Linked DNA regions of Homo sapiens: regions 2, 3 and 4 are each linked to region 1. Evidence: chromatin contacts called from ENCODE Hi-C or POLR2A ChIA-PET data. All regions are on one chromosome and are shown on one strand. The core of a region is the stretch at or near the end of the contact, and the rest is flanking DNA. Distances in the headings are between cores, read along the strand shown. Region 1 holds the start of HIVEP1 (HIVEP zinc finger 1). Region 2 has its middle 130 kb from the start of NEDD9. Region 3 overlaps LOC105374927 (a long non-coding RNA gene). Region 4 holds the start of LINC02530 (long intergenic non-protein coding RNA 2530).

The links. A loop is a pair of places that touch in the nucleus more often than their neighbours do. ChIA-PET counts read pairs that join two places held with the same protein, here RNA polymerase II (POLR2A). Pooled maps may share reads with other maps.
Region 2: a map of natural killer cell shows a loop between it and region 1 (10-fold over the local background). The contact joins the enhancer-like site here to the promoter of HIVEP1 in region 1. A Hi-C loop is called at or near these places in 1 of 168 maps with a recorded cell type or tissue (natural killer cell), 1 of 37 single-sample maps with no recorded cell type and 7 of 50 pooled maps.
Region 3: a pooled map shows a loop between it and region 1 (3-fold over the local background). The contact joins the enhancer-like site here to the promoter of HIVEP1 in region 1. A Hi-C loop is called at or near these places in 2 of 168 maps with a recorded cell type or tissue (CD4-positive, alpha-beta T cell and naive thymus-derived CD4-positive, alpha-beta T cell), 2 of 37 single-sample maps with no recorded cell type and 9 of 50 pooled maps.
Region 4: a map of endothelial cell of umbilical vein shows a loop between it and region 1 (12-fold over the local background). The contact joins the promoter of LINC02530 here to the promoter of HIVEP1 in region 1. A Hi-C loop is called at or near these places in 1 of 168 maps with a recorded cell type or tissue (endothelial cell of umbilical vein), 4 of 37 single-sample maps with no recorded cell type and 4 of 50 pooled maps. POLR2A ChIA-PET finds 5 or more read pairs at or near these places in 1 of 52 experiments (GM12878).

What each region holds. Positions count from the first base shown.
Region 1 is chr6:12,010,168-12,013,954 of GRCh38, forward strand. It overlaps HIVEP1 (HIVEP zinc finger 1), which reads left to right and starts at 2,145. Exons shown (of 9, transcript NM_002114.4): 1 at 2,145-2,399. RefSeq lists an enhancer at 196-740 and silencers at 1,070-1,979, 2,160-2,299.
Region 2 is chr6:11,364,231-11,368,017 of GRCh38, forward strand. It overlaps a transcript of NEDD9 not described here. Among named protein-coding and RNA genes, the nearest start is that of NEDD9, 130 kb to the left of the region's middle. RefSeq lists a silencer at 886-1,180. Within about 2 kb of position 1,579, at least 18 of the 41 ENCODE cell types and tissues checked have a DNase peak (open chromatin) inside an H3K27ac peak, as active enhancers do; they include natural killer cell, where a contact is called at or near this core.
Region 3 is chr6:11,388,099-11,391,885 of GRCh38, forward strand. LOC105374927 (a long non-coding RNA gene) reads right to left here. Exons shown (of 2, transcript XR_926477.3): 2 at 3,777-3,787. Among named protein-coding and RNA genes, the nearest start is that of TMEM170B, 150 kb to the right of the region's middle. Within about 2 kb of position 1,998, at least 8 of the 41 ENCODE cell types and tissues checked have a DNase peak (open chromatin) inside an H3K27ac peak, as active enhancers do.
Region 4 is chr6:12,583,597-12,587,383 of GRCh38, forward strand. LINC02530 (long intergenic non-protein coding RNA 2530) reads right to left here and starts at 1,808. Exons shown (of 2, transcript NR_149140.1): 1 at 1,508-1,808.

The sequences.
Region 1 (3,787 bases), core at 895-3,394:
TGAGAGATGGTTATAGCACAATGAAAATAAAAATTGCATTATTTCATCGTAGGGTTAGCATTAGTATGCTAGACATAATTGTACATGTACACAGTTGGATGATCTTTGCTTTTATAACCAAATTTACTTTGTAGTAGGCATATTTCTCCCTTTACATGATATTATTTTTGGCTACACACTCGCCATTACTGAGTATTCCATTTTTAATCATTCCCATTCTGGTGGTTTGAGCTTTTCTTAGCTCAAATGAGCCAGAGGTACGATTTCCTCAGGGGAATTTTAGGGGTCAACTCCAGCAGGAAAAACCTAGACGTCGTTATGGAAGCCCAAGGGAACAAAACAATTCAAGTTTGCACAGATGGCCAGCTGTCTTAGTGGTTGTATGGTCGTTTAGCATTTTTATTCCTTAAAAGGGGAAACCAGTTTAGTTTCATCAGGGATTTTTTTTTTTTTGCATCAATTTTGTTTCACCTTATTCCTCTCAAGTTTGAGGTGGCCCGTTAAACCAGCCACTTTTGCTTCTTGAGGTGGACCTGTGGAATTTCTGTGCCCCAAACTGCGAACGTTCTTTAGGTCTAACCCTGAAAACCTTCGTTACCCTGGTCCAGCCCCTCTTCACTGCTTTGCCATGGATTTCCACTCCTTGCTTTCTCTACTGCTTTCTAGCAGCCGGGGTCACACCTTGGTTCATGCTAATTACTCCCTCTTCCCCTTTCACGCTCTCCCCTCTTCCCTGGAGCCCGGTCCGACGACCAGCCCCGCACCCCCCTTTTCTGTCCCCGAAGTCCCCTCCCGGGTTGGCCCTATAAGCTGTCAGGCTGGCAGGCAGGGGTTAATTGCGCTCGCAGCTTCGGCACTGGGAAGCACCAGCGGGGCTTTGGAGCGGCCTCTGGAATAACCTTGGCTTTCCTCGCTCTTTTAATAGAACATCCGCCACCAAAAAGTGGTTTCAGTTCAGGGTTAACATGTCCCCTTCCACTCTCCAAACCAACACCCTGCCCCCTCCGTTTTTTTAAAAGTTGTTTTTCAAAGTTAATGAGTTTTAAGTTTCACAATGACTTTCCCCTTCCTTCTACGCGTTGCTGAGGAAACCCCCTTGGGGTCCCCCCCCCCCCCCGCCTCCCCCTCCCCCATTCTGCCCGGGCGAGGGGCGGGGCCGGGAGACCCCATGACGTCAGCGGCCGGCCCACATCCTGCTGTAGAAAGTAAAGAGACGGTAAAGAGAAACTACGGCCCCGCCCGTCCCGTCCCTCTTCCCGGACCAACCGCCCCCAACTGAGCGACCCCGCCAGGCCTTCCCGGGGCCGCGTGACTGGCCGGGCCCGCCCCTCCGCCCCCGCCGTGTGCTGGTTCCCCAGGCGTCGCGACCCAGGGCTCCCGCCCCCCGCGTCCCTAACCCCGCCCCTCCCCCCCGGGCTGCGCTGCCACCTCCTCCCGCGTCCCCCTCCCGTCCCTGCGGCGGCTCGGCCGGGCGGGGCGGGGAGGGGCGAAGCGGCGGGTAGGTGGCGGGGCCGGCGCGGTCTGGGGCCCGCCCCGCCGGGGAGACCCGGGGCACTGGCTCCGGGTTCGTGCCGGGCCGGGCGCCCATCCAGTCCCTACACCCGGTCAGAGCTGGCGGCCGCGCCGGCCCAGCTGGGCCCCGGCGCCTGGGCGTCCCGCGCCCCTCGCCCCGGCCTCAACCCCAGCCCCCGCGGGGACGCCCCCTCCCCCGCCCACGCGTCGCCGCCCGCGGCCTCCCCTCCTCCCGCCCCCGGGGATCCCCTGCCGCCCCGCCCACCCGCGGGAAAGCCTCCGACCTTCGCCCTGCCTCCCCCGCGCCGCCCGGCCCGCGTTCCTCCCGCCGGCCCCAAAGACGCTAAACGTGCCCTACTCTGCCCCGGGGGAGAGGTAAAGCCCGCGCCCGTCCTTCCCGCCCCGGGCCCCGCGGCCCCAGGGTCTGTCCGCCCGCCCCGCCGCGGCGCGCGCCCCCCAGCCCGGCTGCCCGGCTCCCTGGCGGCCGCGATCATGCCGTGGCTCCGGGCGCCGGCGAGCTTCGCCGCCTCCTCCGCCCGGCGGCTGCGGCCCCCGCCCGCGCGCCCCGCGCTCCCCCCCCCGCCCCCCGGCCCGCTCCCCTGTTTAATATTTCAGTGCTGGGTGGTGTGAGCGCCAGTCGCCGGCCTTCAGCGTGGCGGCTGCTGGGCGGCGGCAGGGTGGCGGACGGAGCGGGGGACCGGGGAGCGGCGGCCGCCGGAGGAGGTTATGTTTGTGTTTGGGGTTGTCAAGTGAAGGAGGGATCCCAGGCGCCGCCGCCGCCGCCGCGCGGGGGTCGCGGAGATCCCGAGCCGCGGCCGCCGCCATCAGCAGCGCAGCTCCAGGGCCGGCTGCAGCGGCAGCGGCTCCGCCGGGCGTCCTGGCAGCAGGTTCGGCGCGGGCTCCGCGGCGGGGGCGCTGCAGCTGGGGAGGGCGGCGGGGCGGAGGGGGGGGGGGGCAGGAGCACATCCCTTCGGCGGGCGGGGGGCGTGCGGGCGCGCGTGTGTGTGTGTGTGTGCGTGTGTGTGCAACCGCCGACCTTGCAGAGGGGATGGCTGCGTGCGGGAGACCCTTGGCACTTCTGGGCGCCCTCGCCGCGCGCGAGCCGAGCAGGTACAGAGGGACCCAGCCTCCCCAGCCGCCTTCCAGCCGCAGACGCATTTTGCAAGAGGGTGGGGGGTGAAAGAGACCAGGCCTCGGCATCCCAACCTCCCGGCTTTGTGGGTTTCTTTCCCTTTCGTTCTTTGCTCTAAGTGCCTGTTTACTCCCGGCCACCTGGGTAGTTTCTTTCCGGGTTGGGAGTGCGCGCCAGCTGCAGTTGGGAAGGGGGCGGTGGGTTGGGGTGCGGGTCGGCTCGGGCTCGCCTTGGGGTCGGGCTCGGGAAGGAGTTGCTGGCTGGAGAGGGGAGGGGGCGGCGGCGGAGCAGGCGGCGAGGAGGAGTCTCAGGGCTGCCGCGCTCGCCTCATCTCGTCCTCCTCCTCCTCAGCTCTCTGCATCCACTCCAGGCTCCTTCCTGAGCTGGCACTTCCATTCCCCCCCTCCTCCTGGCATGCGAAGCGCTTTGTTCAGTGCAGCGTTGCAGAGGGGTTTTCCCAGGCTCCGCCCTCCACATTCATTCATGTTTTTTCTCCTTGCAACTGTCTTTACGCTTTTTGATCGTGTCATGTTTTTGCTCCATGTAGTATTTATTTCTTTCCCGTAAAGGAACGGTTTATCACTCGTCCTAGTCGCTACAATGCTGCTGTCTTTGGAAATACCCACTTCCCCCCACAAGGATTTAAATATGGGATGGACAGCTAGGGACAGTGGGTAGGCAATGAACGGGGTAGCAGAAAGCCTTTACGGACAGGGAATGTGCATATTTTACATTTATGCTCCGGATCCCATGGGATCACATGATTGGATTACAGTCAGAGTTCACGCTTTAAAAACTTCCAAATATCGTTACCATTTAAAAGCTTTAAGTTTAACAACGAACGTAGTTAAGCATTCATGCAATTTATTTGGTTCAGCTGTGTCTCAATTCTTTATTGAATCAGAACCTTCCTGAATTAGATAGTGGATGTTTCTTTAGAGCAAGGAGCTGAGAAACCCTATCTTTTATAGATCACTTAGCACAATGCTAGATGAAATACTTAGACCATCATTTTTTTTTGTATTATTTTACCATGTAGTTAAAAATTGCAAATAATTTTGTGCTGAGCTGACATACAGCCAGATCAGGGATAAAATACTGAAGTTAATCGTGGCCTTCTTTACCTTCTGTTTCTTTGCTGTA
Region 2 (3,787 bases), core at 329-2,828, 650 kb before region 1:
CCTGTCATAACTCGTTGCTGGAGGAGTTAAGTATGTCCTGTGTGACTCCCCTAGGAGAGGACTCTTGGTAGCTCATGTCTGGTTTCTTCTGTTGCTTTCCCCTTTGCTGATTCTGATTTGTCTTTGAGGTAATAGAACTTAGCTGTGGGCATGTCTCTATGATGAATCCTGTGGGTCCTCCTAATGAGTCATTGAACCTGGGGGTGGCCTTGGGAATTCCCCCCAAAGGTGTGTGACATTATAATTATCTCCATTTTAAGGTGAGGAAGCTGATTCATGGAGAGGTTAAGTAACTATACCAAGGCCACACAGCAGGTACATGGCACAACTAGGATTTGAACCCAGGCAAGCTGACTCCACAGCTTTTGCTTGTAACCCTTAAGGAGGCTCCAAAGTTCCCTCATTAAGTGGTTGTGAATCAAAGCAGGTGTGTTCACTCAGTACATATTAAGTGCTCAATAAAACATAGTTACTCTACTGTATTAGGATGTAATCTCCCGTCCCTTCTACCTACTAACTAGAAATCTATCATGCATTTTTCGCCATCCCACTAACAAGCAGAAAGTCCCTGAGGCTGAAATATCTTTGAAGAAGAGGGAGAGAAATAGAATGGATGTCATGCTATTTTTTTAAACAATAATAACTATTATGGTACAGTTCCTTTATAAGCCAAATGGAGCCTCTGCATTTCCTCTCCTCTTTCCTTACCTGATCCCTGGCCTCTCTCACCCTGGCACCGGGGTAAGAGCGGTGAGGGTCAGTGTAGCAGGCTGGGCATTCAGAAAAACTGACTGGAGCAAGAGTTGGAGGTGGGTGGGCAGATTTAGGGGAGCTCTTCTCATGATGGCGACTATGTTTTCTGCCACTCACCCCCCAGATGGGAACACGCTGTCTGACAAACAGAGTACTTAATGTTCTGTTTGTTGAAATCATTTCTCAATCACCCTCACCCCTCCCTACCTTTCAAGTGTTCTAGTTAATGCAGAAACATCCCGTTTCTTTCCATTGAGGAAACCAAGTGACCCCAACATTCCATAGACCTATTCTTGTCCTACTTTCAAAAAAAAACAGCTCTTCCTGCTGACCGCCTGCCTATAATAAGTCATAGCTTAGTTAGTAGATCTGAATGTCCTAGTTAGAGATAAGTTGGCTGAAGCACAGTACATCTACGTGTAGAATTTGGAGGAAAGGACTGAAGAAAGATACCGTGATTTAAAAACCTCATCTTCACCCTACACTCCTTGAAATAAGTAGAGAAGCAAAGCTTCTTATGTATAGTAAGAAATATAGATTAAAAGGTGAATAGCAGAAGAGTGGTGGCTTGGAGTTACATTAATTGAAATCAACAAGACCAAATCCTTCCCTGCAAGCACATTTTGATGAGGTAAAACTGGAAGGAGTCCATGGATATTCAGTACTTAAAAAAAAGGCTTGATCATAACAAATGCCAAGAAAAAGAAGAAAGAAAATAAAATGGGGCCGGGCGCAGTGGCTCACGCCTGTAATCCCAGCACTTTGGGAGGCCGAGGTGGGCGGATCACTTTGAGCTCAGGAATTCAAGACTAGCCTGGCCAACATGGTGAAACCCTGTCTCTACTAAAAATACAAAAATTAGGTGGATGTGATGGCATGCATCTGTAGACCCAACTACTCGGGGGGCTGAGGCTGGAGAATCACTTGAGCCCAGGAGGCAGAGGTTGCCGTGAGCCGAGATTGTGCTACTGCACTCCAGCCTGAGTGACAGAGCAAGAGACACAGTCAAAAAAAGAAAGAGGCTGGGCGTGGTGGCTCACACCTGTAATCCCAGCACTTTGGGAGGCCAAGGTGGGCAGATCATGAGGTCAGGAGTTTGAGACCAGCCTGACCAACAAGGTGAAACCCAGTCTCTATTAAAACTACAAAAAGTAACCGGGTGTGGTGGCATGTGCCTGTAACCCCAGCTACTCAGCAGGCTGAAGCAGGAGAATCACTTGAACCTGGGAGGCAGAGGTTGCAGTGAGCCGAGATTGTGCGTGGGTGACAGAGTGAGAGTCTGAGAAAGAAGGAAGGAAGGAAGGAAGGAAGGAAAGAAAGAAAGAAAGAGAAAGAAAGAAAGGAGAAAGACAGAGAGAAAGAAAGAAAGAAATGAAGAAAGAAAGAAAGGGGGAGCAAGACAGAGAGAGAGAGAAATAAAAGAAGAAAGAAAAAAGAAAAAGAAAGGAAGAAAGAAAGAAAAAAGAAAGAAAGAGAGAAAGGAAAAGAAAGAAGAAAGAAAAGGGATTTAGGATGAAAAACTGGTAGTACCAAAGGGTCACTTCATACTTACAGTAGATTTTCTCATGGGATAGCCATTAGAGGTTGGCACTTTAAAAGCAATGTATGAGAGGTGGAAACCAAAACAGAAACTGCCTATCTTGAAGTAAGATGCATTTTAGTCTGATGAAAACCAGCGTCTTCACACCAACAACGTGTGCTGAAAGGATGCACAGCAAGGAGTTGCCTCGTCATTGAATGAGCTCTAAGCAAATGACTTAGGGGACCCAGGCTTCAGTCCTAGCTGTGTCATCTGATCAGTTGCCCAACTTCATGTGAGTTACGTCATCTTTCCCACCGTGATCTCCTCAGTTTCACTATCTGTAGAGTGGGAGATACAATAAACATGCCCCAGGACCACTGTGAAAGTGAAATAATATGAGTCAATGTGCTGTGTTAATTGTAAAATAATATCTAAATCTTGGCTGTTAATATTTTGATCCAATGTTGTTACCTAGCACCAAGATTGAAGAGATAAATCAAACATTAAAAAGAAAACCTAGATTAGTTTTTGCTGTACTGAACATTAAGAAAGGAGGGTTACCTCGAGAGGAGAACCGTATAAAGCTCAATTAAAATGGAAAGGGCACTGCAGTGGACTCTATGATTGGTCAAAATATTAGGCTTTCTTCATTAATCCTTCCTCCTTGGTTTGTCTGGTTAAAATCACACACAGTGGTCTGAAAGTGCAGTGGGCATCAATTAAGATTTAGGTCAGAGCCTCTGAGGTAGCCAGTGATTTAGTTTCTGGGATTAAGGAAGACAAAAGCTTACCGATGGCTGGATGAGAATAACATTCCTTTCTATTGTGATCATCCTACATCAAGGAAATGTTTGAAATTTAGGGAGTCTGTTAAAGTTATTATATGGCCGAGCTTTTGAAAAACACAGCAGCACAAATGTGTTTTATCAGTCTTTACTGTTGGTAAGAATCCTGGAGAAAGGAAATTTGATCAGTCTCCCAATGCAGTTTACTCCAAAATGGATCACTAGTCTAGAGGACCAACTGCATCTATCAGAGTCAGATCTATCTGCCAAGACTCCCCACTTCCCTCACCATCATTCACACATCCTGTGCTTTCTTTGCAAATGATACAGACTGTCATTAGGTTTAGAGTAAGCTGCAATTAGCAAGTCTCTCAACTTCTCTTACAAGGAACTTATTTTTAGTGGAAAGTTTTGTAATGGTTCCTGTCTAATGTTTAACTCTTCCCTGGAGACCAAACTCCCTAGCTCAATCATTGACAGCAGGATTCCAGGAGTGAATGGCATCCCTTTGAACCAACTAGTGACTGTAATTGCTTAAACCTAGCTACTAGCCATTTCGGCACCTTCTACACAGCACCCCTTGCAAATAAGTCCGGCAGAGCTATGGAATTTTGGCCTTTTTGTCTGAACTCTCGGGATTGTATGAGACTGGACCTTGGTTCTTAAAAGGGCTCTTCAGTGTGGTCAGGGCTGGTGATCAAAAGCATCAGTCTCAGCACCTAGTCAC
Region 3 (3,787 bases), core at 748-3,247, 620 kb before region 1:
GGCTCATTGTTCTGCTGGGCTGTACAAGTCGCATGGTGCCATTGCTTGGGGGAGGGACAGGAGGGCCTCAGGGAGCTTCCAGTCATGTTGGAAGAGGAAGGGAAGCTTGCATGTGCAGAGATCAGGTGATGAGAGAGGAAGCAAGAAAGGGCGGAAGTGCCAGGCTCTTTTTAACAACCAGCTCTTGTGGGAACTAATAGATTAAAAACCCACTCACCACCCTGTCAAGGGAAGACACTAATCTAATCTGCACTAATGAAGGGTCTGCACCCATGACCCAAACACCTTCAATCCAGCCCCACTTTCAACATTGGGGGTTAAATTTCAGCATGAGATTTGGAGGGACAAACATCCAAACTATTGTCTTTTGCCTGTCTGTTCTCCCAGTCATTACCCATGTCATTACCGTATTCTCAGTCCCTCTGCCCCAAAACACTGCAGATCTTTTCCCCACTGCATCTTCAATCCAACCAGTCACCATATTCTGTGTTGTTGTCTTTTTAAATTAAATCTCAAATCCAATCTTGTTGACGCATTCAGTTCCCTCTCTGTGTGTCCCTTGCCACTTTCTTAGTTTAGACGTTAATTGCTCAGACTGTTACAACAATTCCTAGCTGTGAGGTCCTCTTCTAGCCTCTATAGAACACTGTTAGGAACACGGTAGGTGCTATGGTTCAGATTTTTGTGTCCCCCCCAAAATTCATATGTTGGAACCTAATTCTTAAGGTGTTATTATTAGGAAGTGGGGCATTTGAGAGGTGATTAGGAGATGAGGACAGTGTCCTGATGAATGGAATTAGTCCCCTTATAAAAGAGGCCTGAAGGAGTCTTTTGCTCCTCTCACCACATGCAGACCCAGCTGGAAGGCACTATCTATGAGGAAGAGGGACCTCAGCAGACACTGAATCTGCTGGCGCCTTGATCTTAGACTTCCAGCCTCCACTACTGGGAGCAATCACTTTCTGTTGTTTGTAAGTTACTCAGTCCTAGTTATTTGGTATAGCAGCCTGAATGGGCCAATACACCAGGTCCTCAGGAGATATTAATTGAATGAACATCTTCAAAATATTAGATACTTCCATAGACAAACTTCATATCTTCTCATGTTCACTTTCTGCTTAAAGACTTTTGCCAACTTCCTGTTGCCTACAAAATAGAATTGAAATGACTGTGCTGGTGAATGGCAGTCCACTCTTCTCTTTACATTCTCTCCTGCCTTGTCCACCTCTGCAGTGCCCTTCACCTTCCCATCACATCAAACTGTGATTCACCCTTGGGCCCCACACATGTTCATGCTCCTGCTTTCTCTGGATAAGTTCATCCCATTTAAACCAGGGGCCAGCCTTCTCGTCCCATACTTCCATTTGTCTCAGTCCATTTGTGTTGCTATAAAGAAATACCTGAGTCTGCTAATTTATTAAACATTGAGGCTGCTCTCGGTCCCCTCCTATTCCATAATTTCTCATGGTTATGGCATGTAAAGGCTGTTCCCCTGCCTAGAATGCCCTTTCTCCTTGTCTTTCTGGCAACCCCTTGGTATCCCCTGGACAGAGTCTTCCTTTCCTCCTTCACTGTCACCAGGCCCTCTATTAATCACATAATGTCACAATAGTGTATCTCCATTCCCTGGACTTTGAGGCTCCAGAGGGCAGGGAACTGTTGTTTATTCATTCTGGAGACCAAACTAAACATTTTACAAAGTAGTCCATGGAGGTCTCTTATCAGAATCACCTATGAGGCTGGTTAAATGTAGATTCCCAGGCTCTGTGACTCAACTGCAAATTCTGTTTGTCTTGGTCGTGGGACTGTCCTAGGCAAATCTTACGGACATGAATGTTTGAGAACACTTCTACAGCATCCAACAAATATTTGATGAATAAAAACTTGATTAAAAAAGTACTGAGATCCCTGCTCCTAAAATTCTGCTCTATTTCCTTCATTCCTCTGGGGTGTAGTTTGGCTGGGGACAGGCCCAGGTATTTGGCTCAGTCATAGATCAAAGTGACCTAAATGGGAAACAGCTGTGCGTTATTCCCCAACCATGTCACGCAAGTACCTATTGTCCTGTCCAAAACGCCAAATTAGGTTTAGGGCCATTCAAATTCCGGAAGATGGTTGGCTGTGATAAGAACTAACAAATTCTTGCTCAAGTGGAAACTGGTTTTGCAGGGCATACTCTGCATTTTTAACTCACTAAAGCCAAGTTCTTAAGTTTAAGTGGTTCGTAAGTATCTTCTAATGAGCTGCACGGTTCCATTTGCTGTGCCTATCATCGGTATTGATAACTCTAGTATCAGCTAGTAGCCCTCACCTGTTGACACTGAGTGGATTGTGAATGAGCTTTTTTAGACTTTAGATGAGACTGCTGGGAGACTGTAATGATAGGCAAGCCTTGTTTTGGCCACAAACTCTCTAAAATGTCCTTTTTAATCTTGAGCTCTAGCAACACAATTTTGAGATCTGTCATAATGCACCATACCAGAACCCACGAAGACTTTACAAAACATACATCATCTGAATGACCTCAAGACTACACGACAACACATATTTGTTGTATTTGTTATTTACCAAATATGTATGTATTATGTATCATTACTTACCAACCAATGAAATCTTTTCTTTTTTTTTTTTTCTTTCTTTTTTTTTTTTTTGAGACAGAATCTTGCAGAATCTTGCTCTGTTGCCAGGCTGGAGTGCAGTGGCATGATCTCTGCTCACTGCAACCTCCGCCTCCCAGTTCAAGTGATTCTCCTGCCTCAGACTCCCGAGTAGCTGGGATTACAGGTGCAAGCCACCATGCCCGGCTAATTTTTTTGTATTTTTTAGTAGAGATGGGGTTTCACCATATTAGCCAGGATGGTCTTGAACTCCTGACCTCGTGATCCACCCGGCTTGGCTTCCCAAAGTGCTGGGACTACAGGCTTGAGCCATCACGCCCGGCCAATGAAATCTTTTAAAAATTCCATATAGATGCCGCAGTTCCACTTCGGGATATATATATCCTAAGGACTTGAAATTATGTTGAAGAGATATCTGTACTCCCATGTTTACTGCAGCACTGTTTATAATAGCTAAAATAGGAAATTTTCCTGTGTCCATCAGTGAACGAATGGATAAAGAAAATGTGGTATATACACACAATGGAATACAATTTAGCCTTAAAAAGAAAGAAATCCTATAATTTGCAACAACAGGGATGGATATGGAAGACATTATGCTAAGTGAAATAAGCCAGGCACAGAAAGACAAATACTGCCTGCTCTCACTCATATGTGGAATCTAGAATAATTTAACTAATAGAGAGCAAAATGATGGTAAAATGATTTTTGCTCCAAATAATGTAAAAATACCAGAGGCTGGAGGTCAGGGAATGGGGAGGTGGTGGTAAAGGGGTAGAAAGTTAGACAAGAGGAATAAATGATAAGTATTTAAGGGGATGGATATGTTAATTAGCTTGATTCCAACATTCCTCGTTGTATACATACACCATAACATCACTGTGCACCCTATAATTATATCTGATTATAATTTGTAAAAAAAATAAATAAAAGGACACATAAAAATGTAGAAACACACTGATATCATATACGGGTGAATACATATTTGTATCTGAGATATGGAAAATAAAGACACCAGGAGTGATTTGAAATTGCTCTTTCTGGTTCCTTTGTGGAGGAGTTAAGACCTGTCTATGGCATCCAAGAAGAAACAGGATATGGATTGGCAATTAAGCCACCAGCTGGATTGCTCAGATAATGCCACAGTTAGGTGGAGCCTTAGAGGTCAT
Region 4 (3,787 bases), core at 558-3,057, 570 kb after region 1:
AGATATGAGAAAAACAACTCATCAAAAATATTTTAAGAGAAAGCATTATTTTAAGAGAAAGCATTAAACTGAGGTATATTTTGTTAATTACTATCCTAAAACTTTTAGTGCTTACCACGTGTAATGTGTTGGCATAATAGAAGACATAATTTCTCCCAAAGGCGTCAAACTTGTCCTTGATACTCAAGTGAAGATATTGGTCAGATGTTACTGATTTTAATTTAAAATTCAGAAATAGAAATATGCCAGGCACTGTGGCTAATGCCTATAATCCCAGCACTTTAGGAGGCAAGGCGGGAAGATCACTTGAGCCTGGAAGATTGAGGCTGAAGTGAGCTATGATTGCACCACTGCACTCCAGCCCAAGCTAGAGAGAGAGAGAGAGAGAGAGAGAGAGAGACTCCATCTCAAAAAAAGAGAGAGAGAGAGACCCCATCTCAAAAAAAAAGAGAGAGAGAGAAAATAAAGTTTCAGAAAGACTTCTGAATCTTAAAAAATTAAACATAAGTCTATGAAAACATAAGCAATAGTCTCATACTATTGTATGAGTGGTCTCTTCTTTTCTTTCTCTCCCAAGGATATCCTTCTCAGCCTAAAACACTTTTGTCGACACTTCGCCCAATATCCATCACATTTTACATCTGCTAAGAATTTTAACTTTTATTGTCAGTTTAACCAACAATTCAATAATATAGAAAGCGGAAGAATCAGGATTGATTCAGCCAATTCAAACTTTACATACTGAGGCATTTGCAGCAAATCTAGTAAACATCTTTGGATTTTCCAGAAACTTAAAGCAGTCTATTTGTTTGTGTCTCCCTGTTTTGTTTTGTTTTTTTTTTTTTTGAGGTGGGGGTCTCGCTCTGTTGCCCAGGCTGGAGTTCAGTGGTGCAACCATAGCTCACAACAGCCTCCGCCTCCCGGACTCAAGTGATCCTCCTACCTCAGCCTCCTGAGTAGCTGAGACCACACGTTTCATTCACCATATCATCTCAAAGCTTAAATAAGAGCCTGTCAAGCACCAAATAAAGTTGGAGTAGGAAGAGTGGTGTCAAACTTTTGAAGAGAAAGTTTTAAACTGAGCATTCCAAGAAATAACTGGTGTTTTCTCTTCCTCTTGCTGATTGGAGAAACTGAAGGATGGAGCAATTAAAATTTCCCAACCCCATTCAGTGGAAAAGGAAACATACTGTGGAAAGAATTGCTAGCAATTGTAGTCAGTGTCCATCTCTATGGATTTGGCGTGGAAATTCACATTACAACAAGTGAAAAACAACTCACGGTACCCTCAATACAATGGGCATCGATTCTGCTTCCCTTGGTGATTTAAAAACAAATCTGGATCTGGATATATGTGCTTTAGAAAATGCAATTTGTCGACTTGGTTGTTACTATATGGCATTTGTAGAGCTTGACTTAGGCTTGTCTTAAAAAAAAAGCTTCTTAAAACTGTATGCCTTTATCAGAAGTCGCCCCTCGGCTATTTACAAGTGCCATGGTTACAGACCTGCTAGACTGATGATATTCACATGCAGGAAACAATGCAAGGAAAACAGGATTTGCACGGCTCCGACTGCACTGGCCCAAGAATTCCAGGAAGTGATTGTACTTTATGAAACCGTCTGTGCTCCGCTAGATTGTCTATAGCTTTTAAGGTCAAGTCCTATCACGGCGAGTTTGCAATGCCCTTTGTAACAAGGCAGAGTGTTTATGAAGCTGAGTACATGCTGTATTGTTTATCAGCCCAGGCAGTTGAAAGGTGCGATATTCCAATCTTGTGGTTCAGGATGGCACTGGGAATCGATCACAGGCTTTTCTGACATAGGCTTGGGATTAGTTCAAAGAGTCCCTGGCAACAGTGACCATGCGACAGTCCAGCACATGGAGAAAGTCACGAAGCCCACAGTCCCTGACAGGAGAGATGGGTTTGTGTGGGAGATCAATGTGGGGAGCACTGTGAGTTTATGTTTTAAGATCCCTGTGCTTCCTGCTGTAGCTGAGCAGTCTCCTTGGAGAGTGAAAGGTGCTGGCGTACAGTAACTGCTGATTCTGAGAGTACGGAAAGGAGAGTGAGACAACAATGGAATTTATTTCTTCGTAAGAGAGCTGGGAGGCAGCCAGGCATTCCAGGCCCTTGCTCTCGAATTCTTTGATTTCTCTACATGCATAATGACTAGAGACTCCTGTTGCCTCTGGACTCGGGGATACTGGAGCCGGACAGTGGACGCCCAAACCGCTCATGTTACTCCACAGCCCTGCCTAATTTTAGGCGCCAAGGCTGGACGTGACTGACCAGACTCCTGCTCGCTCCCTCTCCACGAATGATGTTGGTCCCTGAAGCTAGGTTAAACAAGCAATAGTCCACAGCTATTGTTAAGGACGCTGTCGTGATGGAATCAGCTGGGCACTGGGCATCCTTTGCACTCGGAGTGATGGCGGCTAGCCAGGCATCTGTGAACTTTCTGGAGACATTTAGGTGTTGTGTACCAAAGTCACGGCACCTTAGGGGCAAGCATGATCCCCCAGTGTTTTCAGATGCGTGGACTGAATGAACCTCAGTGAGTGACTGCTGATGTCAAATCAATCAATATCGATTTAATGAAGTCTGTTAGTTTATAAGTCAAGTGACTTGCCATTAGGGACTGTTTCCTCAAGGATGACAAAATAAATAACAACAATGAAATACTTTTTATCCAGTTACCACGTTCTGTGCCCCATACTGGCTTTTGAAGATCTGGCTTTGCAATGTAGCGTTGTATTTTATTGACTGAATTTTATTTTATTTCTAAATTCATAGGCATCTTGAGGTTCATCACTTCATAGGTACTCTGGACTAACATCACATAGTTATCAAGCCTTTTAATAAAACTGTTATTTTTTTCTAGTAGACTCAATAGAGGACCATTGTTGGATGTCTTATAGGCATAACTACCTCATAAAGGGTTGCTAATTACTGGCCAAAACACTTAACTAAATAAAAATTAAAAGTTCCACTCATCAGGTAAGAAGAGTCCTGAAACCTGTGTTTTGGTCTTGACTCTCCCATTAACTCCTAGGAAATTTTACCTCCCCCAGTGACAGACATTGGGATAATCATTCCCTGCCCCTTTGTTTTTCCTCTGCAAAAAGAGGTGCTTTAAATATGTAATTGATCTCTAGGGGATTTCCCATCTATGAAGATTGAATCTCTAACACTCGGCCTGTAAGTCAGAAGACTCAGAGGTGTTTGAACCAGAGCAACTCCATCTCGAATAGGAGCTGGGTAAAATAAGGCTGATACTTGCTGGGCTGCATTCCTACTAAGTTAGGCATTCTAAGTCATAGGATGAGATCGGAGGTCGCACAAAATACAGGTCATAAAGACATTGCTGATAAAACAGGTTGCAGTAAAAAAAGCCTGCCAAAACCCACCCAGTCAAGACAAGAGTGACTTCTGGTTGTCCTCACTGCTACACTCCCACCAGCACTGTGATAGTTTACAAATGCCATGGCAACATCATGAAGTTACCCTATAGGGTTTAAAAAGGGGAGGCATGAATAACCCACGCCTTGCTTAGCATATCATCAAGATATAACCATAAAAATGGACAACCAGTAGCTCTCAGAGCTGCTCTGCTTCTGTACGCCATTCTTTTATTCCTTTACTTTTTTAATAAACTTGCTTTCACTTTACTCTATGGATTCACCTCAAATCCTTTCTTGCGCAAGATCCAAGAACCCTGTCTCGTGGTCTGTTACCCCTTTCCGGTAACATTTAGAGAGGGAAAGTGAAAGCTTCCTAGGAGAA